Linked DNA regions of Homo sapiens: regions 1, 3 and 4 are each linked to region 2. The links are chromatin loops, found by intact Hi-C in ENCODE. Cell type or tissue: endothelial cell of umbilical vein. All regions are shown on one strand. Links, peaks and the distances in the headings refer to the core of each region. The heading gives the core; the rest is flanking DNA.

What was found. Peaks named below come from ENCODE experiments on the same cell type or tissue, not always from the same donor. Only the 100,000 strongest peaks of a DNase experiment are listed, where the experiment ranks them.
Region 1: a loop joins it to region 2, with 11 times the contacts of the local background. A loop is called at or near these places in 4 of 110 quality-filtered maps.
Region 3: a loop joins it to region 2, with 11 times the contacts of the local background. A loop is called at or near these places in 23 of 110 quality-filtered maps.
Region 4: it touches region 2 in a loop (2.3-fold over the local background); 3 of 110 quality-filtered maps call a loop at or near these places.

Annotation. Positions count from the first base shown.
Region 1 is chr1:199,268,693-199,276,655 of GRCh38, forward strand. All of the region lies in intron 3 of LINC02789 (long intergenic non-protein coding RNA 2789), which reads left to right. Among named protein-coding and RNA genes, the nearest start is that of LINC02789, 120 kb to the left of the region's middle. RefSeq lists an enhancer at 3,583-4,782. In endothelial cell of umbilical vein, for the core only: no CTCF peak of the experiment used is centred there; a DNase peak (open chromatin) is centred at 4,149; H3K27ac peaks cover 2,731 bases.
Region 2 is chr1:198,931,449-198,939,411 of GRCh38, forward strand. MIR181A1HG (MIR181A1 host gene) reads right to left here and starts at 5,981. Exons shown (of 3, transcript NR_040073.1): 1 at 5,778-5,981. RefSeq lists enhancers at 5,772-5,831, 6,232-6,281. In endothelial cell of umbilical vein, for the core only: no CTCF peak of the experiment used is centred there; DNase peaks (open chromatin) are centred at 3,553, 4,293, 5,123, 6,093 and 1 weaker place; H3K4me3 peaks cover 3,261 bases; H3K27ac peaks cover 4,899 bases.
Region 3 is chr1:198,772,914-198,780,876 of GRCh38, forward strand. No RefSeq gene overlaps it. Among named protein-coding and RNA genes, the nearest start is that of MIR181B1, 82 kb to the right of the region's middle. In endothelial cell of umbilical vein, for the core only: no CTCF peak of the experiment used is centred there; a DNase peak (open chromatin) is centred at 3,878; H3K27ac peaks cover 3,300 bases.
Region 4 is chr1:199,298,190-199,306,152 of GRCh38, forward strand. The region is part of intron 3 of LINC02789 (long intergenic non-protein coding RNA 2789); the gene reads left to right. Among named protein-coding and RNA genes, the nearest start is that of LINC02789, 150 kb to the left of the region's middle. In endothelial cell of umbilical vein, for the core only: no CTCF peak of the experiment used is centred there; a DNase peak (open chromatin) is centred at 4,522; H3K27ac peaks cover 827 bases.

The DNA.
Region 1 (7,963 bases), core at 2,009-7,008, 340 kb after region 2:
TTCACTTTATTCTCTCTCTCTCTCTCTTTCCATCTCTCTCCCTCTTTCTCTCTTCCTCTATCTCTATCTCTATCTCTCTCTATCTGTATCTCTATCTCTATCTTTCTCAGTCCAAGCTTAGCAATGTTTCAGCTGAAATAATTTTCTCAATAACTTTGTGTGTTTCCTATGGCTTTTAATGGGGTTCACTCTCAGAAAAAAGCTCCATCCACACTTCTTTTTAAGACAAATTCTCCTTGCCAGGCATGGTGGCTCACACCTGTAATCCCAGCACTTTGGGAGGCCACGGTGGGTAGATCGCTTGAGGTCAGGAGTTTGAGACCAGCCTGGCCAACATGGTGAAACCTTGTCTCTACTAAAAGTACAAGAAAGAAAAAATTAGCTGGGCATGGTGGTCTGTGCCTGTAACCCCAGCTACTCAGGAGGCTGAGGCAAGAGAATTGCTGGAACCTGGGAGACGGAGGTTGCAGTAAGCCAAGATCACACCACTGCACTCCAGCCTGGGAAATAGAACGAGACTTCATCTCAAATAAAGAAATAAATAATAAAATAAAAAACAAATCCTTCCATACATCAGCCTCCTTCTGAGCTGTCTAAGGAACATCTCCATTCAATTTCCTAAAGACCCTTTGGTTTGATTGAGAGGATCTGAGAAGCATATCCTTAATTCTTGTGACTAAATACTCTGACTTCTTTATCTTTCCGAGGTTTCACCAAAAGTCTATACAGTCGCATTCTTGGCTCTTTCTCTAAAGCATGCTTTCCTGCCAGGAAAACATCTCCTCATGTTAGAATCTTTTACCCTCTGTAAAGGCTGGGAAGTTTCAAGTTATCAAATCCTGGTTTCTTTGTACTTAACAGTTCTTTCCTCAATTTATCTTTCTCTTCTTGCATTTTATTATAAGCGGTAAGAAGAAACCAAGCAGCCCAATGGCAATCCAACTGACCATTGCATGGAAATATCCTTAGCTATATATTCAACTTTGTCACTTACAAGTTCTGCCTTCCATGAAACTACAGGAGACAAGCTTTCTAACACTATATAATAGCAAGGATCCCATTCCTCCAGTTTCCAATGAAATATTCCTCATGTTCTTCTGAGCCCACACTATCAATATACTTGAAGTCCAGACTTCCATGAACAGTATGCTCAAGGCAAATTAGATTTTTCTATCATGCTGTTCAAAATTTTTCCAGGTTGTGCCCACTGACCAGTTCCAAAGCTGCTGTTACATGACAGGTATTTGTTATAGCAGTACTTTGCTTTGTTGGGGCTTAAAACACAATACTGCAAAGTAGGGCACTTTGACATGCTGAGTACTTTGAACTGAAGGAGATTGGAAGGACTTCAGAAGCAAGAAGTTTTCTCTGATCTTCTCCCATCCTCTTTTCTTCCATCATTTCTCCTACCCTCCTTTCTTCTTCCCTCATTTCTCCCACAAACTAGAGTCACAGAAATTAGAATTCCTCTTCCCCAGGGCAAGTCCTAGAAACTAGAACTCCTCACCCCCAGCACAAACCGTAAAACCTAGAGAGGTCATTCTCTGACCTACCTCCCTTCAAAGTAGGCCCTAAGACCCTCATTCCAGAAGGGTCCTGTTGCATACCTGGGTGAGGTATGCTAGAGGCCAAGAAGAATCTGAACAAACAGACCTTGCTAAGTCCCCCTCAGATAATTATTATTAGATCACGTCCTTTTATTCCAATCACATATTTACATGGCTGTCCCTTCTTCATTGAACCTAAACCTAAAATCGCACAGTTTTCCCTGGGCCTTTGAGTCTTCATTTCTGAATCTTCCTATGTCATGTAAAACTTTGATTAAATGAATTTGTCATGCTTTGTCTCTTGCTAACCTGTCATTTGTTATAGGAGTGTCAGCTGTGAACCTTCTAACAACACTCAGAAACCCAAATCTACATTTGTGTTCTACTGCTGTATAACAAATTACAACAAAATTAGCAGCTTAAGAGACATACATATTTGTTAGCTCACAGTGTCCATGGATCAGGAATCTAGGAAGGGCTTAGTTGGGTTCCCTGCTGAGCCTCATAGGCTGCAATTGAGGTGCTAGTAGGGCTATATTCTCATCGAGAGACTCTACTGGAAAACAGTCCAATTCAAAGCTCACTCAGGATATTGGCACAATCCGTTTCCTTGATGCCATATGATTGAGGGACTGGCTTTTGACCATCAGCTGCAAGGCTGCCTCAGGCTCTAGGAGCTGCCCTCAGCTCCAGAACCTCAGTTTCTGGCTATGTGAGTTTCCTTACTTGGAAGTAAGGAATGGCTTACATGGCTGTTTACTTCATCAACCTAGCAAGGAGAATCTCTTACTTCGGACTGAGAAGGGAGAATCCTCAACATAATGTAATCACAGAAATAACCCCTCACCTTTTCTAGATTCCACTGATTAGAAGCAAGTCACACATATCTGCTGCACTCAAGGGAAGAAGATTTATACAGGGTTTGGGCACGGGGGCCCTCTGCGGCCTGTCTGCCACACGGCATTTCTCCTTCATCCTCTTACTGTTATTGTTTGTACTATGTTGTTGGGATACAAGGACTTTGGATCATGAAGAATAAGGAGAGGAATGGAAATCTGAGTCTCCTTTTTTCCTTGAAATCTCTGCAGAAGTAGTTGAAACTACAAAAAAAAACAAAAAAAAAAAAACTGTATTTTCTGAAGTTCAGCTATCTATGTTGTTCCTGTGCCCCATTACCACAGGTAAATGAGATGACTACATTGAATTTTAAGTTTGCTAAAAGCCATCACATTCAGTACATGCTGTGAGTCCCACCCTTCAAGTTATTAAGACACTGTACATATCCTCCATAAAAGAGAGAAACATCTTTATTGGCTAAAGAGTTTAGTTTTGAACATTCTTCATAAAATGTATCTATACAAAAACAGATATTCTGCTAAAGCACAGCTACTGGTAATAGAGAACCAAATATGTTTGGGATCCAAAGATGATCCTCAAATGCACCATACAAAAAAAAAAATTGCCATTAGAAACCAAGAAATTGGGTTTCAGTCTATCAGTCGTTAATGGTATTATATAAGTTAGCTTAATTTTTAAACATTTGTTTTAAAAGCCCAAGGTCAGACCCATTTTAGAGATGCTCATGGATTTCTGAAAATAAGGTCTAAAGCATCAAGATGGTACCAGAATAGCCTTGTAGGATGGGCTCCGTCCCTCCTAAGTTTACGTGGTTACCTTGCTGTCTGGAACCTGGTAGAGGGCAGGCCCAGGTGGCCAGTAGACATTAGCCACCCCACACCCCTTCTTTCTCCCTTCTTCACTCATCTAATGTTTGTCGGGCACCTTTATTTCTGGTGACTCCTAGTAAAAAGTTTTGCACAAAGAGTATCTGTGTGGTAATTTCTGTGCTGTTCTAAGTTTTCTTAGCAGAAAAGTTTCATAGCACTAATAGGTTCTTTTTAGCCTTTTATTGTTTTGAGATCTGGTTACCAAGTGGCTTTGGCAGCAAGAAATGCCTGCAATCCTAGCTCTCAAGTGGAACATTTGAAGTCGAGGTTAAAAGTTCTCAAATAGCATTGCCGATTGCTTAACCATATTCAAATACCTTGTCTAAGTTCAGATGACTTTGTTTGCCAAGCAATTTTTATAAATTAGTATTGCTTATCTCAGTACAAAGTTGTGACACGAACAGTGCTATTTCTTCTATTGTTTTATACCTCTTAGTTTTGATTCTCTAACAGGATTGTAAATGTCAAATGTCTGTGTCATCACAGGCCATGTCTTCTTCTTAGGATGATGTGAGGCACATAGTAGGCTCTCAATAAATGCATTTATTGATAGAATATGTTTCTAACATTTTAATCTCACTTACTAGTCCCGCTTACTTGTTTCTGCTCTTAATTGTACAACTAAATCTACATTTACATTGAAAATTCTTTGAAATATATTCCATATTTTTTTCTTTGGCAAAGTGATCACTTTAGTGGTAGACTTCAAAGTAGAATAATGAAGTACAGTACATATCTTCTAATCTAGTCATGCAATTATAGCATTTCTTACAGTATTAACACTCTATCACTAGAAAATCCTCAGGCAATAATGACTAATAAGGAAAGCATTTCCTGGCAACTAATGACCGGCATGGGGGCGCTTGCTCTTGACCCAAAGCCAGCAGCCCTCAGCCCAGCTGGCTACTGCCTAAACCGGACATGCCAGGCCTCCCTCTGAGGTTACTGTGTATTTATTTATAAACTGTTAGTATAGTGACAAGAAATTTAAAATGAGACAATGTTTAGGTGCTGTTCAGAGGAAAGTACCTGTGGGTAGATCATGATACTTTTTTAGTTGTAATTACATGACTCAGATTATTCTTCCTCTCTGTGGGTGACATAATATATATTCAACATTTAGGACTTAAACATTAAATAAAATCTGCTTTTGGAAGCACAGAGAAGGTATAGAGGTGATAACAATAATATAGCTAGCACTTATTGAGCCTTTATAAGATGCCAAGTTCTATGATAAGCACTTTACATGCATTAATTGATTTAATCTTCATAATGAATCTGCAAGGTAAGTAAGAAGAAACAGAGGCACAAATAGGAGAAAATAACATGCCCCAAATCCATAAGTAGTAAGCAGTAGAGCCTGGATTTAAGGCAAGGCCTCCAACTTGATGCCAACTGCTATTCTGTGTTATTACAGTTCCAATAGCAAAACAAAGCAAAAACATTTAAGCCATTATTAACAAATTGTAAAATACCAGAAGTCTTGTATGTACTACTCTATATTGTTTCTCTATAAGATGGCCTCAAATTTTTTCGATAGAAAAATATTTGGAAGTTACGAAGTGTTCTTCAGTTAACTTAGATAACATCCAACAAATAAGACAAAATAAATGTTTAAAAAAAATAAAAAGTACATTGTCAGTGAGACTATTATCAGAGTCCATGAAAATGTTGAAATATATTTTCATCTTATGATAATAATATTGCAAGAAACTTACAGTTAAAATTTTGTAAGTACCTGTATGAGTAAAGAGGAATGAGAATGCACAGAGAGAAAGTTTTTCTTTCCAGAAATATTTCCCTTACAGTCTGGAAACTTCCTTCACCTTTTTTTCTTACCACAACACTGTCCACTAATTGGCAATTTACTTTAGTTAACAAATTTCCATTTTTGAAACACAAGTGCCCCTGGAGAGTCAAGATAGCCTCCTCATTAGTTACTCACATCAAGGTAAAAATTATTTCAATGAGCTTTCTCTTAATATGTAGCTTAATGTTTAGCCCTGGGGTAATTTGAGTTGCAAAAGATAGTTGGAATGGTGAGTGGAGAGCTGAGTTATTTTGAAACAGGAGAATATGAGTCGTAAGAGCTATTGTAAGACCCCACCACAGGGAAGCCTCAAGCAAGAATTGGAACATACGTGGGAACCAAGAAATAGAGATTAGAGGGAGAGCTTATCACATTTGCAAATGCAAACATTGTGACCTACAAATGCATTTAGAAGCAAGGGCTTATCCCTTTTCCAGACTCTAAGCACTGGGAAACAGGTGATAGTGATACCACAGCACTAAGAATGTCTCCTCCTACTTGGCCTGGTGTTGCTGGGCCAAAGCCAAAGCCTGGATCCCTGCTCCCTCCAGGTCCATCTACAGTGCCCTCTGCCACCTGTCACCTGCTACAGCCCATCAGGTGTTCTCCGTCCAGCTGCTTTCAAGGTCCAAAGTAATTGGCAGCTGAGTTCAGTACCTGAGAAATTGTATTGCCTTTTCTCTGTGTCTGGGACTTATTTTATTGCATTAAAAAAATTTAACAGTCTTAACTTGGCTCAGAGGAGTCTAGAACTACAGCACAGGGAATTTTTTTTAATCTAATGGGGCATAGGGTATAATGCAAACATATTCAGTTCTCTGCACTTATGGTGCAGTCTAGCACAAAGAAGGACTAGCCTCCTGACATTAGCATTTTAGCTACAGGGCTGTCACTTGTTGGTTCTTAACCTTTACTCTGCTACTATAGACCTAATGGATGAGGGTCACATATGCATCATAGTATGCCTATGGGCATACTGAATTTAAAAATAAAAAAAAATCTGATGTTATCTGATTTATCTATTTTTGTTTTTATTGACTGTGCTTATGATGTCATATTCAGAAAATTATTTCCAAGGCAAATGTCAAGAAGGATCTCCCCTATGTTTTCTTCTAGTAATTTTACCATTTCAAGTTTTATGTTTAAATCTTTAATCCACGTTGAGTTAGTTTTTGTGCATGGTGATAGAGATCCAATTTCTTTCCTTTTTTTGTTGTTGGTGCTTTTGTTTTTTTGTTTGTTTGTTTTTTGCATGTGGGTGTCCAATTTTCCCAATACCATTTGTTGAAGAGAACATTTTTCCCCATTGTGTGTTCTTGCTACCCTTGCAGAACATTAGTTAAGGGTAAATGTGTGGGTTTATTTCTGGGTTCTGAATTCTGTTCCATTGGTTCACGTGACTGTTTTCTATGACAGTGCCATATTGTTTTGGTTACTGCAGCTTTGTAATTTATAATTTGAAGTCAGGAAATTTGATGCATCCATCTTTATTCTTGTTCAGGATTGCTTTGGCTATTCAAGATCTTTTATAGTTTCATTTGAACTTTCTGATATTTTCTACTTCTGGAAATAATGCTGATGGGATTCTGATAAAAAGATTTTGCACAGTAATAGAAATAATCAGCAAAATAAAGAGGCAATTTAAAGAATAGGAGAAAAATTTGTATACCATCTAACTAATGAGGAGTTAATATTCAAAATAGATTAGAAACTCATACATCTCCATACCAAAACTACAGATAACTGAGTTAAAAAATGGGCAGAGGATTTAAATAGGCAATTCTCAAAAGAAATCCAGATGGCCAACAGGCAAATGAGAAGGTGTTCAACATCTCTAATCATCAGAGAACTGTAAATCAAAACCACAATGAGGTATCACCTTACACCTGTTAGGATGGCTAGCATCAAAAAGACAAAAGAGGACATGTGTTGGTGAGGATGAGGCAAAAAGGAAGCCCTTGTACAATATTGATGGAAATGTAAAATAGTACACCCATTATGGAAAATAGTGTGGTAGTTCCTCAAAAGATTAAAAATAGAACTACCATATGATCTAGCAATCCCATTTCTGGGTGTAGATCTAAAAATAATTGAAAACATGATTGCAAAGAAATATCTGCGCTTTAATGTTTATTTAGCATTGACTAAGATATGAATACAGGTTCACTGTAGCATAAGACAAGATATAGAAACAATATAAATGTCCTATGATGGATGAATAATGTGGTATGTATTCATGTGTGTGTATGTGTATATATATATATATATATACACACACACATATATATACACACATACATATATATATACACACATACATATACATACACAATGAAATATTCTCTAGCTTTCTTTTTTTTGAGAGGGAGTCTTGCTCTGTCGCCCAGGCTGGAGTGCAGTTGCATGATCTCGGGTCACTGCACCCTCCACCTCCTGGGCTCAAGCGATGCTCCTGCCTCAGCCTTCCGAGTAGCTGGGACTATAGGCATGCGCCACCACACCCGGCTAATTTTTTGTATTTTTAGTGGAGATGGGATTTCACTGTGTTAGCCAGGATGGTCTTGATCTCCTGACCTTGTGATCCACCCACCTTGGCCTCCCAAAGTGCTGAGATTATAGGCGTGAGCCACTGTACCCTACCAGTCTAGTTTTTAAAAAGAAGGAACCTACCCATTTACAACAACATGAATGGAGCTGTATAGCTTTATGCTAAGTTAAATAAGCAACACACAAAAAGAGAAATACCACATGATCTCACTTATTTGAGGAATCTGAAATAGTCAAATTCACAGAAGCACAGAGTAGAATGGCGGTTGCCAGGGGCTGAGGGCAGGGGCAATGGGAGGATATTGGTCAAAGGATACAAAGTTTTAGTTATG
Region 2 (7,963 bases), core at 1,375-6,374:
CAATTGAAAAAACATGGCTTTTGATGATTAGGCAGCACATATTTTTGGACAACTAATAGATTTGCTTGAGATATAAAGTACCTGATGAAGAATGAGCAAAGAACACCCAATCAGATAGAGTGTTGCCCTGAGACCACTTCAAAAACCCTGATAATTAATTTGGAGTTTTTCTTAACTCTATTATATATTTTTAAAGTATACACCTTTGGTTTATGGTTTTTTCTATCTTTATTAGGCAAACAAATGTCAATATGTCTGGATAACTTGTTTTCATCTAATATTTTCACCATTCGAATAATAAATGTCTTTTAAAAAAATCTTTGACTCTTTGCAGTAATTAATTAAGATAATTATTTGAGTCAAGAATTTTTCAAAAAGAAAAAAATTCTGGGAACTTAGATGCCCACTTTTAATACATACGTAATTCGCTGAGCTATACTGAATATGGAGCTCACGTTCTATTCTTGATTTTTTTTACTGGTCCAAGTTCAAATAAAATTTACATAAAAATATTTTCTTTATAAAATGACTATACAGATAATGAACCAAGAATATTATATAGTGAATATTTTCATGGTAAATTTAAAAAGCATATGTATCTTCCAAAAATAATGTTTTTTTAAATAACAAGAAAAATTAATTTAGTACAACCATTCTTTCATCTTAATTCAACCAATATTTTATTTTTTAACCAATAAAGTGCTTACTAGACAGTTGAAACTGTGTAAGCGAATAATAACTTAAAAGAATTACTTGTGATAAAATGATAGAAAAAGCCAACTCAAATAATTTTCATTGAAGACAAATCTTGCAGCTATATTAATATTAATAAAAATTAAATGCTTTTGATTAGTCTAGATTGGCTTGTAATGGTAAAACACAAAGACAAAACTGAGGCAGTGAGCCTCACAATGCCTCTACTGATTTCTCTACTGGCCCTTCCTCTGCACATGGTCAATTAGAATTGAAAATCCTGTGCTGATTTCATTCGCTGGAATTTTTAAGCAGGTCAGGAAGAAAGATGTTATTGAAAGGAAAAGTCTCATCTAAATAAGAAAGGAGCACGTGGCCATCTGGTCTTAGCTATACATATAAAAAGTTATTTCAGCTGAACTGCAGTCTTGATGTTTAAAAAGATGTGCCAGAAATCAAACCAAAATCTGTTTACGGTAAAATATCCCAAATGTTTCTTTTTAAACTTTCAAATATGCAATACACAGTTCATTTCCTATCTGTGATTCATGAGCCCATTTGACCCCAGCGCCTCACTGAGCTTGACTGAGTTTCACTCAGTAGAACATTCAATCATTTTTAGAACACTTTTCCTTCATAGAGTGTCAACAAGACAGTGGATCTTTTGAAAATTGTGAAAATAACTTTGATAGTTTTCACTCAAATTAATTTTGAGTATTGTCGTCATGTAGGATTGCAAGAATAAAATTTGAAACATAAAGCAGCCAAACCAGTTTCCCTTGTTTTCTCATCGCAACTTGAGGTTCCTGTGCATTCTCTGCACAGTGCTCAGGTATCTACTCACAATAATTTCAGGCCCTATGCCTAAAGGCTAAGTTAAAAAAAATTCTCTTTTCATGAAGAGAAATTTTAAGTGTTGAGTCTTCTTTTGCAAATCATTTTCATGGTAGTAAGAAACAGAGATGGTTTTAAAAATCACATTTTATACTGTTTGTCAAATTAGAGTCATATCTTTTGATATTCTTCTTTGACATGAGGTATTTGTGGTAATTATAACATCAATACATTAATTCATCCAATATCTGATAATGCCCTTCTGGTAGTATAGACATAGCTAGTTGATATCGCAATCTGAATTTTATTGTATTGAAGTACATTAGTAGTCTTCAAGAACTCTTATTATAAAGTGACAACAATTATTTGGGGTCAGAAGACTATATTCAAATACATTATATATATATATACATATATATATATACTAAATATGCTACATGCATGTAAGAGACATACATGATCATAATATCAGCACATGCTAAACAACGATGTAGATTTAAGCTAAGTCTTCAGATAAATACTTGGATTAAAATATTCTAATATATGAAACAAAAGCCTCTTGACATATCTTTGACATAAAATGCCCACTGGTTGTTTTTGTATATCTACTATGTTTGTTCTGCCATTTCAAATAAATCATTGCCATTGTGTAAGAAGAATAAACTGTACTATAGTAAATTGTTCTTTCTCCGTTATGCTCTGAAAAACCATTTGTTCTTGAATTGGCGTTACGTAGTTCAACTATTTCAATCAAGTCCATTATCTTCTTGTCTTTGAAAGATGCCTTTTCAGTAACCTGTACCCAATGGGCAATGTCATGTATTGTTTTTTGAAAGTAGGTAAAATTTAAACACAACTATTTGCCCATTTTAATCTTTGATAAGGAAATTATATAATTAATCATCAATCTTCCACTATATGTTGGAAGAACTGTTTATGTCAAAATTACAGAGTTAGGCCAAGAATTTCTTAACGAAGTTATTTATTAGTTCATAGTGGAGTCTTACCCTATAGACTGTCATCTAACTTGTGTAGCTTGTTTTCTCTAAGTACAAAATGTGTCAATTCTTTAGCTACATACTTTTCTTAACAATAGTAACATGAAAGCAGAAAAAGAACAAAACATTTTTTCATTTGTTTTAAAACAGTCACAAAATACATTGGCAAAATGAATCTTATTAATTTGTTGACATATACGTAGTGCTGTTTATACATATATGCTTTGAAATTCCTTTCAGATTAATTGCTTTTTAGTACGCAAGAATGAAGAAGTATTAAGAGCAAATTCCAAAATTTTAAAACTCATGTATCAGATACGTGGTATGTAAAAACTGGTAAGTATAGCAGTCATTCTATTCTAATGAAGATTAATTTAAATTACACATCAAAACTTGGTAGTTAAGGGGTAGAATGTATACAGAGTTGTTCTATATCTACCTCTCAAATCTGGCAATATGTTTTGGTAAAAGTATTAAACTTTATTGGAGTGAAATAAAATAATGTACTGAAATGTGTGCATTAATAAAAATCTGAGCACATGTTTGGTGAGTAACTATCCAGTATAAGACCCATAAAACAGACTTGAAAATAAATACAAACCCTGAACTAGCTCACACGAAAGTTAATTCAACTACTATCTAATCCATAGATATACCCTTATAAAAGCACATGAGAGAGCATTACTTCTAAATCATTGGTACAAAACTGTTCTCTCCTAAAGAAATAAGTTAAAAGTAAAAAGGATTTAATTGTTACAAAATGTTAAGTGGCGAATAAAAAACACCAAGTCATAATAAATTGAAGTATTGTAGCATTTTTATCCAACTTGATTTCAAAATGCTCACCATTTCTACATCCTATTTATATCATTGAAATTCAGCCACCTTTCAAATGTTCAAACAGCATATTAATAAGGCTTCCTAGAACCAGGAAACTCTGACTACATCTATCTTGATAAACATACCCATCCTGCCCCATAAACACATCTTCAAAAGAAAGATAGCTGCGAATAAAATAGTCCTTTCCTGTGGGTGTCGGTTAACCCCACGAGCACGTGAACTTCCTATGGGCACACACCCAACATACATTAGCGATTAGGTGATTGAAAATGTTGCCCACAAAGGCAAAATTTTATATATGATGACATCACCAGCTAACCTGGATTTCTCTGTGATATAATGATATAATTTCCTGGTTGAGTGTGTGCATCTTGAGATAGAGAAAGAGAAAAGAGAGCGAGTATGTGTGTATGTATGTGTGTGTGTGAGGAGAGAGAGAGAGAAAGATGCTTAAAGAACAGCATCATCAGAAATGGTATATAACCTTCTGCAAGGTTTGCAAGAATCTTTCGACAGACCTTTGACTTGTTCCAGATTTCATGCAGCATAAGTTCATTCAAACATGCATTCCCCACACAAACAAATTACATTATGTTTAGTTAGCACACTATTAGTTCCTAAAATATTCTGATAAGATCTGTTGAGATGAGATTTCTACACCAAATGAGGCATGTGCATCTGTATGATGTGGTGCGGGAGTTGCAAAGTCCCTTGAGACCTGCCTTTGAATGGGTAAGACGTCTTGGTTTCAAAGGTAATGAAAGGGTTAAAAATTGAGGCTGTCTAGGGTAAGAGAAAGGGGATATTGTTGTCTTTAATCTTTCCGCAGTATGTGTAAGACTTCCATCCCGGATCTGCACATAGCAGTGGAATAGGCTCGGCATGCATTGCGTGCAAGCTCCTTGATTGTAGAAGGGGAAAAAAATCTGGCTGGAGTCCAGACAGGCTGGAGCTCTGTTGATCATTATGTCTAGCCTTCAGGTGTCTCAGCACACAGTGGGCGGCGGTGGGGGAGGTGTAGATAACATGAGAGCAGACAAAGAAAAAAAATGGTGTATTTTTATAAGATTATGTGAAAATTTGTATTTATTTTCAAGCCCTCCTTAAGAAAATGAATCCTAACGTCTTGGACTTTTATAATTAGAACACAGGCTCTGCTCTGGCAGCTCTCTTTAAGCCATAATTAGTTATGTCTGGAGCCTTTGAATAATTCCTTTCAATAATTGATGGAGTTAATATTCTCTTTTAAAAATGAGGAGGACAATGTTTTTCACAAACTCTTTTTGTTGGAGGCTTTGTCATTCAAAATCTTCATCAGTCATAATCACACTGGTGTGATTTGCCTTTTAATTTCTTATAAGACTTAGCTTATAACTTTTTAAGGATGTGGATAATTCTAAAAGTAAAGGCATAATGTATTGCTAGATTACTGTAGCTGAATATAAAAAGAAAGCAGTAATGCAGGAACATTCTATCCATTTGTTTCCAATTATTTTATAAATTTAAAAACTGCATTGTATGTTGCTTCTGTTTGAACTCCATCAAAAAACCTCACTATGAATGTAAGGAACTTAGATGCTAATCATATCTTTTGCTTGCTAGAAAGAAGAAATGCCAAATTATTTTATTCTTCAAGCATTCTTCTATAAAGAAGCTTCCGCATGCTTCCTCCCCACCCCCACATCCTCACTCCACCCTATTAGGAATTTCAAAAAAAAAAAAAATCTTTATACATGGAAGGCTAGATCCTAAGACAGAAAGCTGTCTTTTCCTTCTGTCTTTACACTGGCCACTTTCAGTCGCCTTCACTTCTGCTGGGACTTTATTTCACATTGTGTGGACTACAACACCGAAACCAGTTCAGTCTCTATCCTTATTATAAAATTAAAAGTGGTGGTTAAAAAAACATATAAAGCCCTGGCTTGAAGCCATTGTTCAGAATTTAAGAGCTATTTGCCCCCAAGTGTCTTTGCAGTCTTTCATAGCTAATTATAATAACTGTCAGATGTCTGGAAAGTCTATGGTGCCCTTGTCAGTGGAGTCAGCAAAGTTTGTCTTTTATTTTTCTTGGGGACAGAGCAAATCTGATTAGACATAAAGAGCAAAAAGAAGTGAACTAAGTACATATGCGTGTGCCTTCATTTTTTCTTATGAACAAAGCAGCACACTAGAGCGATGTTCCAGCGCACAGCCTCCTACAGCTACTCTTTGGAATGCCTGACTTTTATTTTTAATTCTTTATCCTCAACAGAATAAAGTATGCAACAATTGTCCCTGGAATATTTTCCTGCCAGCTGAATAACCTTCAATATACACATGAAAGAGTACCCTTAAGAAATCTTCAAATATTGGATGTTTATGACATAAAACTATTTTAATCAGTACACTTGACGGAAAGAAAGGTATACTTACAATTTCAAAACGGTTATTTGCTCTAGTTTCTTGTCCCCGGAGGCAGAGCAGAGGCTTTTGCCAGACTGTCCATGATGCAGGTGCAGAATCCCTGTTTTCATGCCGGAGAGGAAGGTAGAAAGTGCTTCATAAAGTCACTCGGAACTCAGCCACTTGTGCTCAGACATCCCTTGCTCCTGTGGAAGCTGTACTATCTGCAGTTCTGAATTGAACTAAATTACAGCCCATGTGAAAGACAGGGGCAGTGAGTCATGTGAGAGATACAGAGCTATCCTATTGGCCACAAAGACATAGCTTAGGCATTCTGCCTTTTCCACCATTGGTGAATAGTTAAAACTGAAAGCATCTAGATCCTCCTCTTGAGCTTATTTGTCCTCTATGTGTGGAAGAATGACTGTAGGATTTTACAGTGACAGAATTAGTTAAGAAAGGGACTGAAGTCATCCTTCACAGAGACTGGTGGGAGGTGATTGGAAGCTCAGCTTTTTTAAGATTTCTTTTTTCTTTTTATCCCCCTGCCCTGCAGTTTTGTCTATAATTTGCCTGTTTGCCTGTCAGAAAAAATGTTTTTTGTATTTTTTTCTCCCTTCAGTTAACCTTGGAAGTGACAGAAAGTAAATTATCATCATATTCCTTTGCAGAACTGTCATGTTTTGAAGCACAAAATCAATTATTTTCAATGACGCATTTTCAAATTTTATTTTTACATTTACAGAGACTTTATTGTAGTTCTAAACTAATAAACTAAATTGTCCATTAGTGACACCAACAACAGAATTAACTTTTGAGTAATTATTACATTTTGGAGAAAGGAGGGCTAGAAATAACTCTGGGAAATAATAAAAGGCAACAATATCAAAACAAATCAAATAAGGGGCTTTAACTAAGAAGGGATAAAGAAGAAATATATTTCTCCATCAAAGTCACTCTTTAATTTACCACTTTATGTAAGGCAGAATGTCCAGAAACTGCCAGTCAGAAGGTATTTTTAGTTTTGCTAGGATTCTTTAATTCACCCAATTCCTTAAAAATACTTAAATGTGTTTGTAAAGATTTAGAGGCTGTAAACTACCTTAGAAGTCATCAAGTCTCACATTCCCTATGTTAAAGGTGAGGAATGTAGCCTCTGACAGTAGTGACTCTCTTCATAACACTGATCCACCGTGTTATGCAAAATAAATGAAGGAAACATTGAAATAAATACTAGTTTGCTCTGTCTTACGTACCTACTAAGAGCCAGTTACCTTCTCATTTAATTCAATAATTGTACAACCCATAGAATAAGTTTGACTACTTTCATTTCTCCTCGGCAAAAACAGACTCAAATGTTTTACTACCATGGTAGTGCCTGGATTTGAACCCAAGTGGCTGATTCCATACCTACTTTTTCCAACTAGGTATGTGTCCTTCCAAATAATGATGGTTGTCACTTATAGGTTCCTTCCTACTGTATGGCAAGTAATGTGCAAAACCCTTTAGAGCCCCTCATTCAGTTCTCACAACTGTTAATGAGTCAATTATTCTATTTTGCTGATTTCATTGATGAGGAAATGAGGTGTATACTACTCAGTATTATGTAGATGGTAGCTGGTAGCATGTGATTCAAATCAGCTCTGATCTGTTTTACACACTATATGGATTCTCATCACAGTGTTAAATAAGACTTGATTTTTCCATTTTTTTTTTCTTGTCTAATATATTAGAATATTTTGGCATAAATATGGAATATTAACTGTGGTCATGTCATTATCTGGGTCTGTTTGGTTCAGACCCAGATCATACCATTAAGTGATCCATAGGGGACTGGAAATAAGCATCAGAGGAGCAGTCATGGAACCATATTTATCTTGGGGCCCTACAAGCAGCCTCACACAGGGTCTTGCAATCATAGGAGCTTCCACATCAGTTGAAGGGGCACATGCTCTCAGAACATCAGCCTGGGTATTAATGAGTCCTACTGCTGGTTCAAAATCTGAAACCCACTGTTTAGCAGAATAAGTACCAGATCATTTCAAAAATAGTGTCAAAAATTCCATTTCAGCCAGATATCAAGAGCCACCAAGGAGTTTCCTGAATTGTAACCCTCCTGCAGCAGCTGTAATCATACAAATGGGAAATTTGCATTGGCTCCCGCAACCCTTGTGGGGTTTGTTTGTAGATGGGAGGTGATTACTGAAGTGCAACAG
Region 3 (7,963 bases), core at 1,603-6,602, 160 kb before region 2:
TTAGGAAAATAACAAAAACAAATGAAAAAACTTGATAAAATATTAAGTGGTGGCAGCTTCAAAAACATAGAAAATATATACTTTACTGAAAAGTACTCAAATTCAATTATTTTAAAAACATGGTTCTGGCCTGACAAAACACAGCAGCCTGAACGTTGGCCACCTCAACACTATATTTTACCAGTCCTATTTCCATTGTATAAAACTGTTGCTGTTGGTCTGCTGGGTTACTTTTCTCTTTATCTGCCTCTGTTGCTTGCATTTGTATACTGTAAGTTCCATGTTGGGAGGAGGAAGAGCAGGAAGAAGAGTAGGAAAAAGAGGAAGAGGAGGAGGAAGAAGAAAATGAAGAGGGAAGAGACAGGATCTCCCTTTTCACTCCAGGGAAATAATGACTCTTTTGCTCATTTATATTTACCACTTGAGACATCACCTTAGTCTGTATTGGGCTCAGTTTCCCTATACAACATTTTCCAAGATTTCTGTTTAACTTTGACATTTGCTTATATCCATTCCTCTTACTGTGCGGCTCCCCGCCTCTAAGAGTAATTACTCAGGAGATCTAAAACTGTCTCTTAAGGCAAAGCTTCCCAACCATATGAAGGAGGCCCTTGTATACTTTGACATTGATCCTCATATCCCTCACCTTGTTCTGAAGCCACGGGAACCTTGAGGTTACCTGCAGGGATAAAGAAGGCTCGCACAAGAATTAGATCTTCTCCTGCATCCTCTTTACTCTGCTGTGTCTTTTTGTTGAGACAGAGTCTCTCCCTCTGTCACCCAGGCTGGAATGCAGTGTCATGGTCCCTGCTCACGGCAGCCTCAACCTCCTGGACTCAAGAGACCCTCCCACCTCAGCTTCCTGAATAGCTGGGACTACAGGCACATGCCACCACATCTGTCTATTTTAATTTCTTTATTTTAAGTAGAGATGGGGTCTCCCTATGTGGCCCAGGTTGGTCTTGAACTCCTGGGCTCAAGTGACCCTCCTGCTTCAGCCTCTCAAAGTGCTGAGATTGCACGTGTGAGCCACCATGCCTGGCTCCAGTATGTCTTCTAACTACTTCATTTACTCAGAGCTCTTGAGGTGAACAAGTTTGGAAAGTACTACCTTATGAGAAAATATGGCCCCTTAACCACATGGTCAGTTATCATTTTGGTCAAGTGTTTGTCATCTGCAAAACATCTTCACAGGATTGATTAATCTGTCCTTATGACCTGTATTGACTTCAGACTCACTATCACATATCTGTGGCATCTTTGATTTATAGATCCCAAGAAGGCAGACTCTTATTTTATAGAGCATATAGCCTATCTACTTTGTGTGCTAAGAAGGACCAGGGGGAGAAAGAGGACTGTCACCAGGAGGAATGTGTCCCAGAGAGGCAAATCGTCTTTTCTTATTTCCCCTAGCTTTCTTCCTTTCTTCACAGCTTCATGGGAAAAGGCAAAACATCCTTGATTTTTATACAAACCCTTTCTCTCCTTTTCAAACTGCTGCTGTCCCAGGAGAGGTAAATTCTTTTTATTAATTATAAGTACTTTAAATTTTCCTTCATGTACTATTTGTGACTAGCGGTTTGAACCAACTGGTTTTGCAGCTTGGGGTTTGGACCTTTCATTGCTTTTGTGTTTGTAACTCTTCTGCCCATTAATTTAGGGTTTTCTTTCCTGTCCTGATGCTTTGCCTGTTCTCCTTACTCAGCTAATTTTCTGCTGCCTCACTTGACTACACGCATTAACATCTTACAGTTTAAATATCCAACTTTCTACTTCTTTTGTGCTTAATCCTGACTCTGACATTCAACTATTCCCTGGTCTTGTTGAATTGCCTCCTTTCAGCCTATTCTGACCCTTTCTTACTAAATGATCTTGTACTACTTTCTGGTTTCCCAGTCTCAACATCTGCCTCAAACTTTACTCCAGTTCCTCCAAAAATTATTCCTGGAGCATTTAAACGAGTACGGAGAACTGTACTCTCACCCATGTGGTTTTTTTCCAAGAAAATAAATTTTACTCAAAGGTAAAACATCAGATCTTGTTTTCTTCTGATTTCTGGCCAGTCCTCTCCCATTTCAAGTGCTAGGAACAAGGACGTGCCTGACTCCTGCTCATCTTCTTCTCTCTCACAGGGAGCTCTCAGGGCAGAGGAACTTCTTCCTCCAGCCTTTGTTGCTTAGTGAGAGTCATTTATATTAATGTGCCTTGCAATGAGAAGTCAGTCAGGTGTCATGAAATTCATTGTCATGTAGAACATAAGGAGTGTCTACCTTATTAGACTTATTTTTTTTAAATGGGGACATAACTGTTCACTTTCCTTCAGAAAATATTGTATTGAAATAAGATAATTTTCAAAAATAAAGGCAAACATTTTACGTGTTTAATTATGTTTTTTAAGTTGTATTGATTTTTTTTTCCTGTTTGAGTATCCTTTTCTATCCATGTTACTGCTGTATATAACAATTGATTGTTAGAGAAATTGCTTGACTTTACCTCTCACCTTTGGTTAAAAATATAAAGAGCTACTTCACTCTTTAGATAGATAGTTTTTCTTTTATCCTTAGTAGTACATTGACTAACATTTTACACCACCCCCCCTAAAAAAAATCCCCAAAGGGAATCAAAATGAAAAAAAAATGAAAAAAAACAAGCCTATTATTTGTGTCTGCTTTTAGAACTCAAATTAATTAGTTAGATGAAATCAAGTTCTATTATTAATCTAACTAAATATACTGAGTATAGAGTAATTTCAGACATCTTCCCTTCACCAAGTTTATTTAAGGTTCTTTGGCAGGAACTGGTGCTGGAATAGGCAGCTTCTTGGATGCTTTCTACTTGCAATTTGATACCTAATGGTTTTCCTTTTGGCTGAGAAACTTCACAAACAGAAATGAGCGCTTGATCATGTGACTCGAGCACTGCAGGAGCTTGGGTCTGTGGAAACAAGGCGGGGGCAGCGGTCATGGGATGAAGACTGCTCGTGGTTGCTGTGTTCAAGATGTAGCAGGCGAAGAATACATCCTGAGAAGGATAAAGCCATGTCCTTAGAGTTCAGGCATGACCTCTGAGAGCTGGTTGAACATCCTCCTCCATCCCGGGTGAAGCAGCTGCTTCCACTCTGCTGGATACCCTTTTGGCGCAAGGCAGAATGCATCAAAACTGTGTGGAGTGAAACGCGTGAACCCTGTTCTACCAACAGTCACACAATTCAGGGAAATTTGCTTTGCTGTTCTTAGCTTCATGGTTTTCATCTCTAAAATTGGGATAATATTTAAAAGTTACCATTTATTCAAGACAATGAGCCAACCACTGTGTTAAGTACTTTATATTTTCTCATTTAATCCTAAGTGGAAAAGCAACAAAGAAGTAGAGTTTAATCGTATGAGTCTATGTTCTGACCTCCTTATGCCCCACTTTTCTCTTCCGTAACCTGGAAATCATGACGGTTTTTACCTTCCAGCATTGTGAAGATTACTTGAGATAACGAACACAAATATTTACGAAAGTGATTGATCCACGGTAAGAATTCAGTAGATGATGGCTGTGATTAACAGTCCTCAAAAGGTAGCTATTATTCCCACTTTAAGGATGTGGAAATTGGTACCAATAACAGTTGCTAAGTAGTAGATCTGGGATTCAAGCATAGGTCTACTGGCTATTAAAACTTAGCTCAAACCACAAGGCTAATAAAAATTCCTGTTGCCCAAACCTTCTCATTCCCTTGGCCTTTTTTCCCACCCAGCCTGTCTTAGCTGGGCCTATTGGTCTCTATGGAGCACACTAACAGTCATTTCTACTCATCTAGTTCCCAGACAAACCCTGATTTGAGAGAGGAAGTTTCAAACCAGACTCAGCTTCTCCATCCTTTGAGGCTGGATATTGAGTCACTCTTCCTGTTACTGTTAACTCAGGACAAAGAGTTCCAGCACTAACCACAGAGTCTTGTCCTGTTCAGTAAAGAATGCACCACAGCCACCTCATGAGAAAGAGGAAGGCCTTCTGACTCCGGCCGCTGCCTCTCAGTCCCACTCCTGCAGTCGCCTCTGTATCTCTTCCCCTCTTGTCCTCCACACTCTACGGTTCTCAAAACCAGGCTCTGCTTGCTATTAGTACTGACAACACTGTCATCCACACTTTATATACGTCCCTTCTAATATTTATTGTATCCCTTGTGGCGACTATTAGTATCTCAAATTTAGATTGGAGAAGCAAATTTAGAATGATTAAATAATGTGTACAAGGTCACACAACCATTTATCTTTATAATGATAATAATCTGCATTTATTATTCATGAATATTTCAAAATCACCTAGAACAAGGTTTCTCAAGCCCAGCATTATTCCAGCCAGTGGAGACAGTGTGCTGTCCCCATTTGTTGACAGAGCACTGAATTTACAAACATTAACTCTACTTATACCTCATTACCTCTACTCTCATCCCATTGGCCATAATTAACTATATGGCCACACCTAACTAGGCTGGGATATGTGGCTTTTATGTCCATACAAAAAGCAGAAATTCTGTTACTATAGAAGAAGAACATAGAAATTGGCAACAACTAGCAATATTTGCCACAACACTTCATAGTGTTATCATGAGTACCAAGTGCACTGTGAATGTGACAGTGCTTTTGTAAGTTCAAAAGGACTGAACTAATACTGGCTGCAGACTTCTAAAGAAACCCTTGCACCACAAATCTTGAAATGGTACCAACTCATGAAAATAAGTAATAGTTAGCAACAATCACATCAAGTTTCCCCAGGCGCAACTAGCTTCACTTCAACTGGGAATTGCCACGAAAACCAGGGTTTATGCTGCTGAGTGAAGTACACAATGATCACAGGAATTCTGGATTTGGAAGATTTTACCATTAGCTGTGCTGCAAATCATTTGATTTTCATGCCATTTTTCTAGACTGGGATGAAAACACACACACACACACACACACACACACACACACACACCTCTCATTTACTGTAGTTCTCACATAGACATCTGAAAAAGGAGTCTACTGATTGTACACCTTATATTCAAGGACCTTTGACTTGGGAATTGAGTTTGTCAGGTACTGTACCAGTCTGCTTTGACTAAGCCAAATTCTGAGTCCAATTTTCACTTTTCTTATCTGCAAAACTAATGAAAAGGATGAGATCATCTCTCCATCAAAGTAATAGCATTCTATAAATTTTGCTTTCCTCAGCCACTACATAAAAGTCAGGGCTAAAGATTGGTGGGAGAAGAGCCACAGGCTCCCTTTGGTGGTCTGAATAATCTACTGTGGATCACACAGCAGTCATTGGCTGGCTGGGACTCTTGGTTCAGCTGAGGTCCAGGCATAACAGGCCCGCCCTGCTGCCTCAAACCGAGGTGTATTGAGGAAGACGCATGTGGCTGTTTACACAGGGCCTGGAAGCCGGGGCCTGGCTCATGCTGAGCTCAGCTTCTCACTTCTCTGAGAACTGGAATTCCCCAAATTTTCCCCCAAATTAAAAGAACCAACAAACTGTATTATAAAAACAAACAGAATTTGTTTTTCTTTTAACAAATAAAAACTAATTTATGCTAAAGCTTTGTTGCCTTGAGTCAAGCCAACCGCATGATCCACTGCCAACGCTTCTCTGTATTAACTTCTCAAGTTTTTCAAGCTTAGTCCTTGCTGGAAAAAGTATAGGGTTTGCAAGCCACTAATTGGCATAAAATGCTCCTCTATTTTATATAAACACACAGCATAGTATCAAAAATAGAGTTGCATTCATTAGCCTAAAAATCCAGCTTCCCATGTGAAATCTTTTTTTATGCCCCTCAAGATTTAGGTCTGCCTCTAGAGTTAAAGGAAAACTTGTTTTTTAAACTTGTACTCTGTAATTTCACATAAAAAAGAAAAGATGGCTTTGATTTCTATTTTTACCTATTAACATATTTTATAAGCAGTAAGGCAGAAAATGAAATTTTTCCCTCAACTATTCAGTGCTAATATTATTAGGACAGCAAATCTGAAATTAAGCAAATCCATAGCAATATCGACAACAGCATAATAATACAGGTATATCTTGCTCTATTCCATGTTGCTTTACTGTGCTTTGCAGATACTGATTTATGTTAATAAACTGAAGATTTGAGTTTGTGGCAACCCTGCCTCGAGCAAATCTATTGGTGCCAGTTTTCCAACAATGTGTGCTCACTTCAAGTCTCTATGTCAGCATTTTTCAGCAATAAAGTATTTTTAATTAAGGTAGTACTTTTTTTAGATATAATGCTATTGCACACTTAATAGACTACAGTATAGTATAAACATGACTTTTATGTGCACTAGGAAACCAAAATAGTTGTGTGTAACTCACTTTATTGAGGTGGACTGGAACCAAACCCTCAGTATCTCCGAGGTATGCCTGTAAAAACACCAGATATGTTTCTATGGATACTGCCACAGATTGGTGATTAAATCTTGATCACATTTTGCGAAGCTAATTGTTTGCAATCCTTTGTGATTTTCAGTTCTGAGTACACTAGGCCCCGTCATCACTCTAAGCAGATGACTACTCCTTCTGCTTTACTGAGAGCAAGATTCAGGGTGTCCTTGGTAGGTCCTTTCCTAACTCAAAATCCCTCTATATCCCAATTCCTTCAGGCCTTCTTTTCCCTCAAAGGATTAGGCATTGCTTATGCCTTCTTTTCTGCATGAGACCCCCTCCACCTGTATTCTTGGTTTCATAGACTCAAACTACTCCACAAGTTTATCAGTCTCTGCTTCTTCAAACATGTTTCTTCTCTTAATCTTTCTGAATTACAAACAAGTTTTTCCCCATTCTAAAAACAATGCTCTATTTTTCCATCCCCCATAGCTCCTCAGCCCACCAGACCTCCCTCCTGATCAACTCCAAATTCTCAAAATTATTGTGTAAATCAGCTGTCTACATTTTCTCCTTCCTTAGTTGCTCTTCAAATCTTTGAACTCTCATCTCTAGCCCCATATCTTCTCCTGAAACTAGTCTTTCCAAATTTAATAATAATCTCTGGATTACTAAATTTAGTAATTCATTTTAATCCTCATGGTTCCTGACTTCTGTAGCATATGACACTATAAAGACGAATTTCCTCATCCCCATCCTCCACTAACCTGGGCCTACAGACACCAACAGCCCACTGTCTTTCCCTCAATGCCATGGTCCGGCATTAAACATTCTAAGGGCTTTGGACCTAGTAGATGGACACTGATGTCCCCAAGAACAAGGGGTCCTGCTGGCCTATTTCTAATTGTAGGATGGTGACTCTGATTTTGATCATTTTCCATGATGAGGTGAATATTTTCTTAGCTTCCACTATACTACAGCGTCCAAATTCGCATTTTCCCACTTCTACACATTCTCCTCCTCTGTATGGCATCAGCTGCTCCTCAGAGAGACCAAACTCACATTTTCAATACGCTACTAGATATTCCCATCTAGTCCTTGTAAATGGAATTTGCAACCTCTTACTCTTCCAGGGTCAAGGCCTCAGTGTTGTCTTTGATCTCATCCCCTTCCTCACTGCCCATGATTACCAGGACTGGTTGATTGTCTTTTTGCAAAGACTCTGGCAGGTGTCTATTATTTTGATTCCTGCTGCCAAGGCTCTAGTATATGCTCTTGCTATCTTTTGACTAAACTATGTCAATACTGTTTTATGGTTTCCTGGACTCCAATTGTTCCCAACTTTGGTTTATCTAACACATTTAAATAACTTTCCTATAACGTATCTTTTCATGGTTCTTCAATGACTCACAAGGAAAGGACACTAAGGTCACTCTCTTTTGCTGACTTAGGATCCTCTACCATGTGCACCCCATGGACTAGTTGAAATGCTCTACTTACTGCATGCTATCACCTATATTTTTATCTTCTTGAAACTTGTTTCAATACGTTTCTTCTACTTGGAAGACCTTCAGCCTGGAGATATTCACTCTAAAATCTAGCTGTCATTTTA
Region 4 (7,963 bases), core at 1,861-6,860, 370 kb after region 2:
CTGGCTTTCTATCTCCTTTTCTCCGTTTCCTGAATTTATTTATTTATTTATGTATGTATTTATTTATTTTGCTTTAAAACACTCACTACTCACCATCTTATTATATATTTTTTAATAAGTCTCTGCCTCCCTGACTAGAATGTAAGCTTCATGAGAACAGTTTTAATGCCTTCAGAAAATCATTACATAATACCTTAAAAAGAAAAAAATATCCATATTGTGGTTTCATATTCTTAAGTTTTTCTGCCTACTCCTTTCCCTATGTTTCTTTGGTGTTGAATGCCTTAGACTACCTGTGCCTAATATCTAGGACTGTCCTTGGTGAAATGCTACAGCAGGGAGTTTCCTTACCCACTTTTTGTCTGTTTTCCATTCTTAAATCCCATTTCTTTGGTCCTTCCCAGAAGATGTTTATTCCTGCTCTTACTAAGAACTGAATTCTGATAATACTAAAATCTTAATTTGACATTTTTCCTAGTGGTATTTTTACTTAAAGGGAACACTCAAATCTTAAATGACTGACTTTTTAAAGGTGAAATTTGAGACTTTTGACTTGATCTTCAGGTTATACTTCAAAGACGCTGCCCTGGTACCTGCACCCAGGTCATTTTCTCTGTAGCTGTTAATCACTCATAGTGGCTGTGTTTGGGATATAAGCATGTAACCTAAAATTGCCACTTTAGTCTCCAGTTCAGTGGAGAAGGGAGCTAGCTGAGCATTTTTAGTAGCCATGGCTAGTCTCCCAATTCGTGATCCACATGGAACTTATACTCCAGGCACGCAAGTATGTCAAAATACTTTATCTTTGACAAGCAATGCTTTCCAGAGAGATGACTAGTTCTAGCCAGTCAGTGTGGTCTTGAACTGTAGTGTCATTTCTGGCAAGAACTTTCAAGCCTGCTTAATGTTAACATCAATTGCCATAATGCACTTTGACACTATTTGGGATTTTACACTAGGTAATCTAACCTCTCTCAAGTCAAAATCGATGCATCCAAGAATACCTCAGAAATTGAAAAGTTCAAGTATAATCTTGAGTCTACTTTACCCCTACTGTGGTCCTATATAGATAACAATGGATGTTGTGCAAAAATCTGTGCCTCGAGTATTTTCAGACACATAATGTGTAAAACTGATTTAGAAAAAATAAGATTTGGGATAGTGCATCACTTTGAATTGCACTTTATAAGTTATTTTACATCCTTTTTTGGAGTGAAGTGTTCTTATTCAAAAGTTATATATAGATAGTCTCTATAATTATATATGTCTCTCAGTGAAGCAGTTACTGGTTCTAAGTACACCTCTTATACCTTGACAAGACACTTACATAAGTAGACGAGATCATTGAAAAATAAACATCACATGACAGTTTCTCTTTCCAATGAGACAATTTTGAGTGCAGGTGGGGTGTGAGTAAAATCAATCAGACCTCTTATTTGACTGATTTATACACCTTCATTTTATCAAAAGTGTCCCATTTGACTCTCTGGATAGACATACCCCAAAAACAGTCTAAACAACTCAAGTGTTCATTGTGCTGGAGTCCAACTCCACTAGAAGGCAGGAAGACAAATTTTATGTTCTAAAGTCCTTTCTAGCTCTATGAATAACTAATTATAAGATACATGAATATTTCTTAGTTTCATTAAACGCAATAAGATGAAACTGGACTCCATTTTTTGAGGCCCACTTCTAATGTCCATATTCAACATTGGTGTGAATAATAACTACCTCTACACAACAAACTTGTTTTCTAACTACTGTGTCTCTGGTACATCAGTCATATTCATTTGCCTTTCCACTCCTCTCAATCTATGATGGTTAGTTTCTAAGCCGGTGTGTGTTGGCAGAATGAAGGAGAAAAGAATGGTGAGAAACTAGAGAAAAACTATTTCAGTGCCTACCTATGTCCTCATTGGTATTCTACATTATTTTTCTGAAACATTTGGAATTATATGTTGAGATTTAGGGGCTAGTTTTATAGCCCCATCTGGCCTTAATTCTGTACATACAATTGGACAACATGAATTGGTCCACAATTTTGGTTTATGTCTCTCTGTTCCGGCTTGATCTGAAAATGAAATTTTACTCTGCACTAAATGAAGAACTTGGCTATGAATTGTGCTTATAAAATAAAACAGGTAATATTTTAAATCTTTAAGATTACATTTGAAATTTTTTTAAAAAAAGGTTTCCTTTGGAAACAATAAATCATATCTTCCAATGTGTACCCACCGCAAAGTTTTCTCAAGATCAGTTTTTCCTTTACATTGATAATTAAACTTAGCAGTATTAATATTTATTAAACACCTATGAGGTGCCAGTAACAATTCAGAGCAATAAAAGAGGTGGTCTCTATTGTCAAAAGTGTTAAAAGTTGTTTTATGCCCTTGTGCCTAATCACATGCTGGCCAGAGAGAAAACATTTTTATCAGTGCCCATCAGAGCTGTTGCTTTGTGTGTGTGTGTGTGTGTGTGTCTGTGTGTGTGTTGCCAGGATGTATCCATCCTACTAGTATAATTCTAGTTAAATGCCACAAAATCTGTAGTAAATGCTTTAGAAGGTGCATATCTCCATTCCAACGTTCTTTTCAAAATCAAATCAAATTTGAAAAAAAGAAAAGAAGATAGGTAACTAGATAACAATAGCTGGAAAGGAATGAATCACAAAGATTGGTAGGACAGATGGTCCCTGCTATGGAAATGATACATACAATCAAATTAAAGGAATCAAAAGATAGATAATGTAGGTTACGTTTTTCATTCAGCTTATATAGCACAAAGACACTTTAATGAGAGTTAAAAGAAAATAAAGTCAGTTCACATATAAGGAAGTAATTTTCATTCTGTAAGTAATGAACGTTTGGGACGGCCTTCCAAGCAGGATTTTTGAGGTGAAGGACATGGGGGTTATTCAACAATTGGATGTCTTACTGTAGTACATTCTAATCTGCTAAATAGTATTTTTTTCTTATTTCTTATGTTGTTATAACTGTACAGTCAAACAATGATTTTCAGACCCTAATTAGAACCAAATCTACATAAATGATGCTCATAATAAATCATACAGGGCAAATGGCAAGAAATAAAAGGGAGCTATAAATGCATGCCTGAAGTCAAATCTGTGCTCTTCAAATCTCAGTTATAAGAAAGAAAATATACTAATTAATTAATTTTAAGTACCATTAGAGGAATTTTAATTGTATTGACTTTTCATCCCTCAATCTATGGCTTTAATACACTTTTTAGATCTTGGTAATTTAGGAATTGTATTGATGCTAAGAAGATAGATAGTCTTATTTGTTGAAATATATATTTAAAATGTATTAAATATATATTCATATATAATCCAAATTAAAAACAACAACAAACAATTTAAATGCCTTGGGAAAAGGAGCTAATGAAACAACAGAATTGGAACAGGCCTCCAGAGGTCATATGTCATATTTGCTATGCAATTCCCCTCTCCCAGAACACACACACACACACACACCAGGATTGTGTTACACAACCTAAGTAGTGCTTACTTTCTGGTTAAAAATCAAACAGAAAAGTTGTCAGTCCCCATATCTCTGCATTTCTAAGTTCTCACTATATGTGATAGCATTTAATGTACACACACAGTACCTGATGATGCATCCTTGCTTCAGTGGGTTCTGGAAAGTTCTTCTAGGTCTAGGTAGCAAAGCTTTCACTTATTCATTCTTCCTTCTGTCCATGGATGCTTAATGAACACTACCAGGTTAGACAGATGAGACATAAATATGATCAAAACATCATCATTGACCTTTAGGAGTTTAGGTGGCAAGATACACAAATAAGCCAGTATATAGAGTGTAGTAATAAGAATGACAATACAGCATGATAAATCTTAAAAGAGATCTATACATGTTGTCATGAGAGCAATAAAGAGGGGCACATAAATCACACTGGGAATTCAGAAAAATATTCCTAGGAGAAAAAAAATGCTTATGTGGAAAGTAACTGAACAGAGACAACAGCCAAGGACATTTGAAGTAGAGGGAACAACATGGGAAAGAAACACCATGGTGTATTCGGCAAACCAGTAGTAATTCAGAACAGCAAATGCAAAGAATTTGCATGGAACACTGGCAAGAGACTGATCTAAAGGGATGCATAGAGCCTAACAATGAAGGGCATAACATGGTAACCTTTAGTCAACCTCTATCCTGGAGATTCAGGGAATTGTAGGAGCACATGGAACATGCCTGAATCTGAATATGTCTGGAATACAGGGGACAGTTTGGAGGAATGTTAGCGCAAGTCAGGGGGCTTACATCTATAAGTGATAGAATCATAGTGATAGTTCTGAAAAATAGAAGTCTTGCTGGGAATGTAGAAGAGCAGACTGATTTGAGAGTTATTAGGGAGCAATAATCTATAAAACTTGGTGACTAATTGATTTTGTAGATTACATGAGAAAGGGAGATCTGGTATCCCTCCTAGGTCTCTTAAATAAGAAATATATTTTTAAAAAGTCTGGGGGAAAGAATTACACATTTCCTGTTCCATTTGACATTTCTGTGGCATATCCAGATAGAGATGACTAATGAGCTAGATAAATGTGAAGCTTGCCAAAGGCATAGGAGTCAGTAATAGTTAATACCATGGCTTTGGGGAGGAGCATATATAATATGAGATGAACTAAGGGCTGAGGATGAATAGCTGCAGGTAAAGTTATGATGTATCAATATGGTGAACTATTTCACAATAGGAAAATAAATATTTCTATACAAGTATGTCTCTCAACTGAAGATCATAGGCAAAGGAGAGTGTATAGCTTTTCTTGTTAACACATGCTAATATATTTATATTTTATGTATATATGTTTTTTATATATACACACACACACACACACATATATCTCCATATATATATATATGGAGAGAGAGTGAGTCGAAGATCTCACTGCCACACAGGCTGGAGTGCAGTGGCACAATTATGGCTCAATGTAGCCTCAACCTCCTGGGCTTAAGAGATTCTCTGGCTTCAGCCTCCTGAGTAATCTCTCTATGTTGCCCAGGCTGGTCTCCAATGCCTGGCCTCAAGCAATCCTCCTGACTCAGCCTCCCAAAGTGCTGGGACCACAAGTGTGAGCCACTGTGCCTGGCCACGCTGATACATTTTATAATTATACAATTTACAAATGGGTTTCTTTCTAATCTACTCAGAATGACTGTACTGGAGAAAGTTTTTTAAATGTCTAAGATGAAAAAACAAAATACCTGAGTGAAGTAAGGCACACTGAGTCTATGTTTCTCACTAGATGGAAATCACCCACGGGGCCCTCAGAAGGGGCAGATTTTAAGAGGTTTATACTTCTTAAGGATGGAGGATGTTCACCAAGTACAACTGTTTTCTCTTTTTCATATTTCTATGGAACAATCCCCTTCTCTAGGTGAACCGCAAGACTTCAACATGCCATATTTGGAACATCATTAAAAAATATCCATGCTTTCTCTGTAGCAGTGATCTATTTATGTATGCATTTATTCTACAAATATTTATTGAGCCTCTCTACTGCAGCACTGTTGTTGGTGCTAGCAATACAGCAATGACAAAGCCAGTACTGCCCTGATCTTATGTAGTTTACATTCTAGATAAGGGTATAAAGGGAAATTGCAGGTTTTAGGGGAGAATAGACAGCTTTTATAGAGAAGGTTGTCAAGGATGGTCTCTCTAATGAGATTACTTGCAAATGAAAGACCATTCAAATGGAAACTAAACAAAGTGAGAATGAAATGTGAATACCTGGAGCAAGAGCATTTCAGGCTGAGTGAACAGCAGGTGCAATGGCTCTGAGTGGATTACACTCAGTGTATTTGAGAAAAATCAAGGAAGCCAGTGAGATAGAAATTCAGTGATCAGTGGGGAAGGTGGAATGACATGGTGGCCAGAATCCACATCATGAAGGTCTTCAGGAGATGTGAGGAAGATCTTGGATTTACCAAGCAGTTTAGAAGTCCTTGGAGAGCAGAGTTCGGGAGAACTATGTCATTTATGTCACTCTGGCTGCTGTGTGCAGGACAGATTGCAAATACTCAGAGTAGAAGCAAAATAAATAGGAATCTATCATAGCAATCCAAACAAGGGATAAAATACCCTGAACTTAGGTAGGAGCAATTAGCAGGAAGCAGTTGGTTTCAGGATATATTTTGAAAATAGAGTGATTGGCTAGCTGATGGGTTGTCTATGAAGTGTATGAGAGTCAAAAAAGACATGAATGCAGTTTATTGATTTAAAATTTAAAAATTATATAACTATATTGGAGCTTAGGGGAGAGGAAGTGGGCCATAGTGTAAACTAAGTCATTCTTTATTATAGCAAATATAAATAATGACTGATAGTGATTTTAAAAAGGCCAGGGAAAGCATACAATAGTCATATGAAAATAATTTCCAGAGGAAACAACTAGAAAAATTAAAAATATTTGGTTCTAGCAAGTGGGAGTAGGCAGTGTGAAGATAGAAGAGGGAATAGAGGCTATAAAATTTTTCTTTATAAATCTGCTAATACTAGCAGATTCTAAAAATTTATGTGTATGTATTCATTTAATAAAATAAGTGATTATATATGCATATAATATATTTATATTTATGTAAAATGAATATATTATCAATGAAGGAAGCAGTTGCAGACCAAAAATGTTAAGTTTGATGAGAGTAAGAAAGAGAAAGATTGAATGAGAACAACATGAAGAAGCCAGGATGAGCAGAGTATGTTTGTTTGCATTAAATATGAGTGTTTGAGGGTAATCATACCCAATCTCCTTTTGAATTCAGAATAAGCTAATAAATTGACCAAAAAAATCAAAGTGATAGAGTTCAAACTATCTACCTTATCACTGGTTAAAGCTGGTTTAGAAAATATATATGAGCCACAATTAGGCCTCTATCAACACTCCACTAACGTCTAAACCTTGAGAAAAGCCCACTCATCCCATATGTGTTGAACTCTAATAGAGGATATGGAAAGAGATGGGGTCTCCAGACCTGCCTTCAGAAGGGAAGCTTCAGCCCTGACCCTGGCTGCTCGCCATCTGGAACTTGGAGCAGAACCAAACACCCATTCTCTGGGTAGGTAAGAAAATAAAAAATTCAGAAAGATGGGGATATGCATCACCATTTCTTTTCCTCAATCATAACCAACTATGTGAGTAAAGCATCAGAAAGAAAGGTGGAACCTACTTCCAAAAAAAAAAAAAAAGAGGAAATCCTGACAAAATTTGAAGCAAATTGATTCCAAAGAAGTTTAGGTAAAAATAAGAACATCTGATAATTTAATCCTAGCAGATTTTCAAAGTAATGGGATTTAATATGCCATCACAAGTGTTTCTCAGAGAGAAGAAGAGATGCTTTTCTTCCTTGTTTTTGGAGAAAATCAACACAAGGATAATAAAGTGCTTAGATATAGCTCTGTTAACCGTTTCTATGACATTTGATTTTCCCACATTTCTCTCTAGCAATGGAGAAGCAATAATCTGCTGAGTAAGTGGGAAAGGTGTGGTGGGGCTGGAAGGGAGAGATTTCAGAGAGATATGTATTTAAAACACATTGCAAACAAAGATGTTAATCAATTTTCTCATTGAAGAAAACTGATGATGGATGTTTTCACACAAAAGAATATGGATCATAAGACAGAATGAAAATAACATACACATCTGAGAAACCAGTAAACATTCTTTTTGAGAATGAGTATGCCTGTCATGCTCAGGCAGGTGCCCATCTTCTATACCTAATTCTTCTAGGTAAGAAAGTTATTCATACAGAAAAATCAATCCTCAGAATGTTTGCATGTTTACAAATAGCTTACCTTTCTAAAACATGTCCCATATGATCTGTTCCCACCTCAATGAGTGAACTCATGGGCTCCATGAGACTTGAGAATTTAATAGTCACATTGTCCTCCACATTCCGTTGTTTAGCAAGTCTCATGGCTGTAA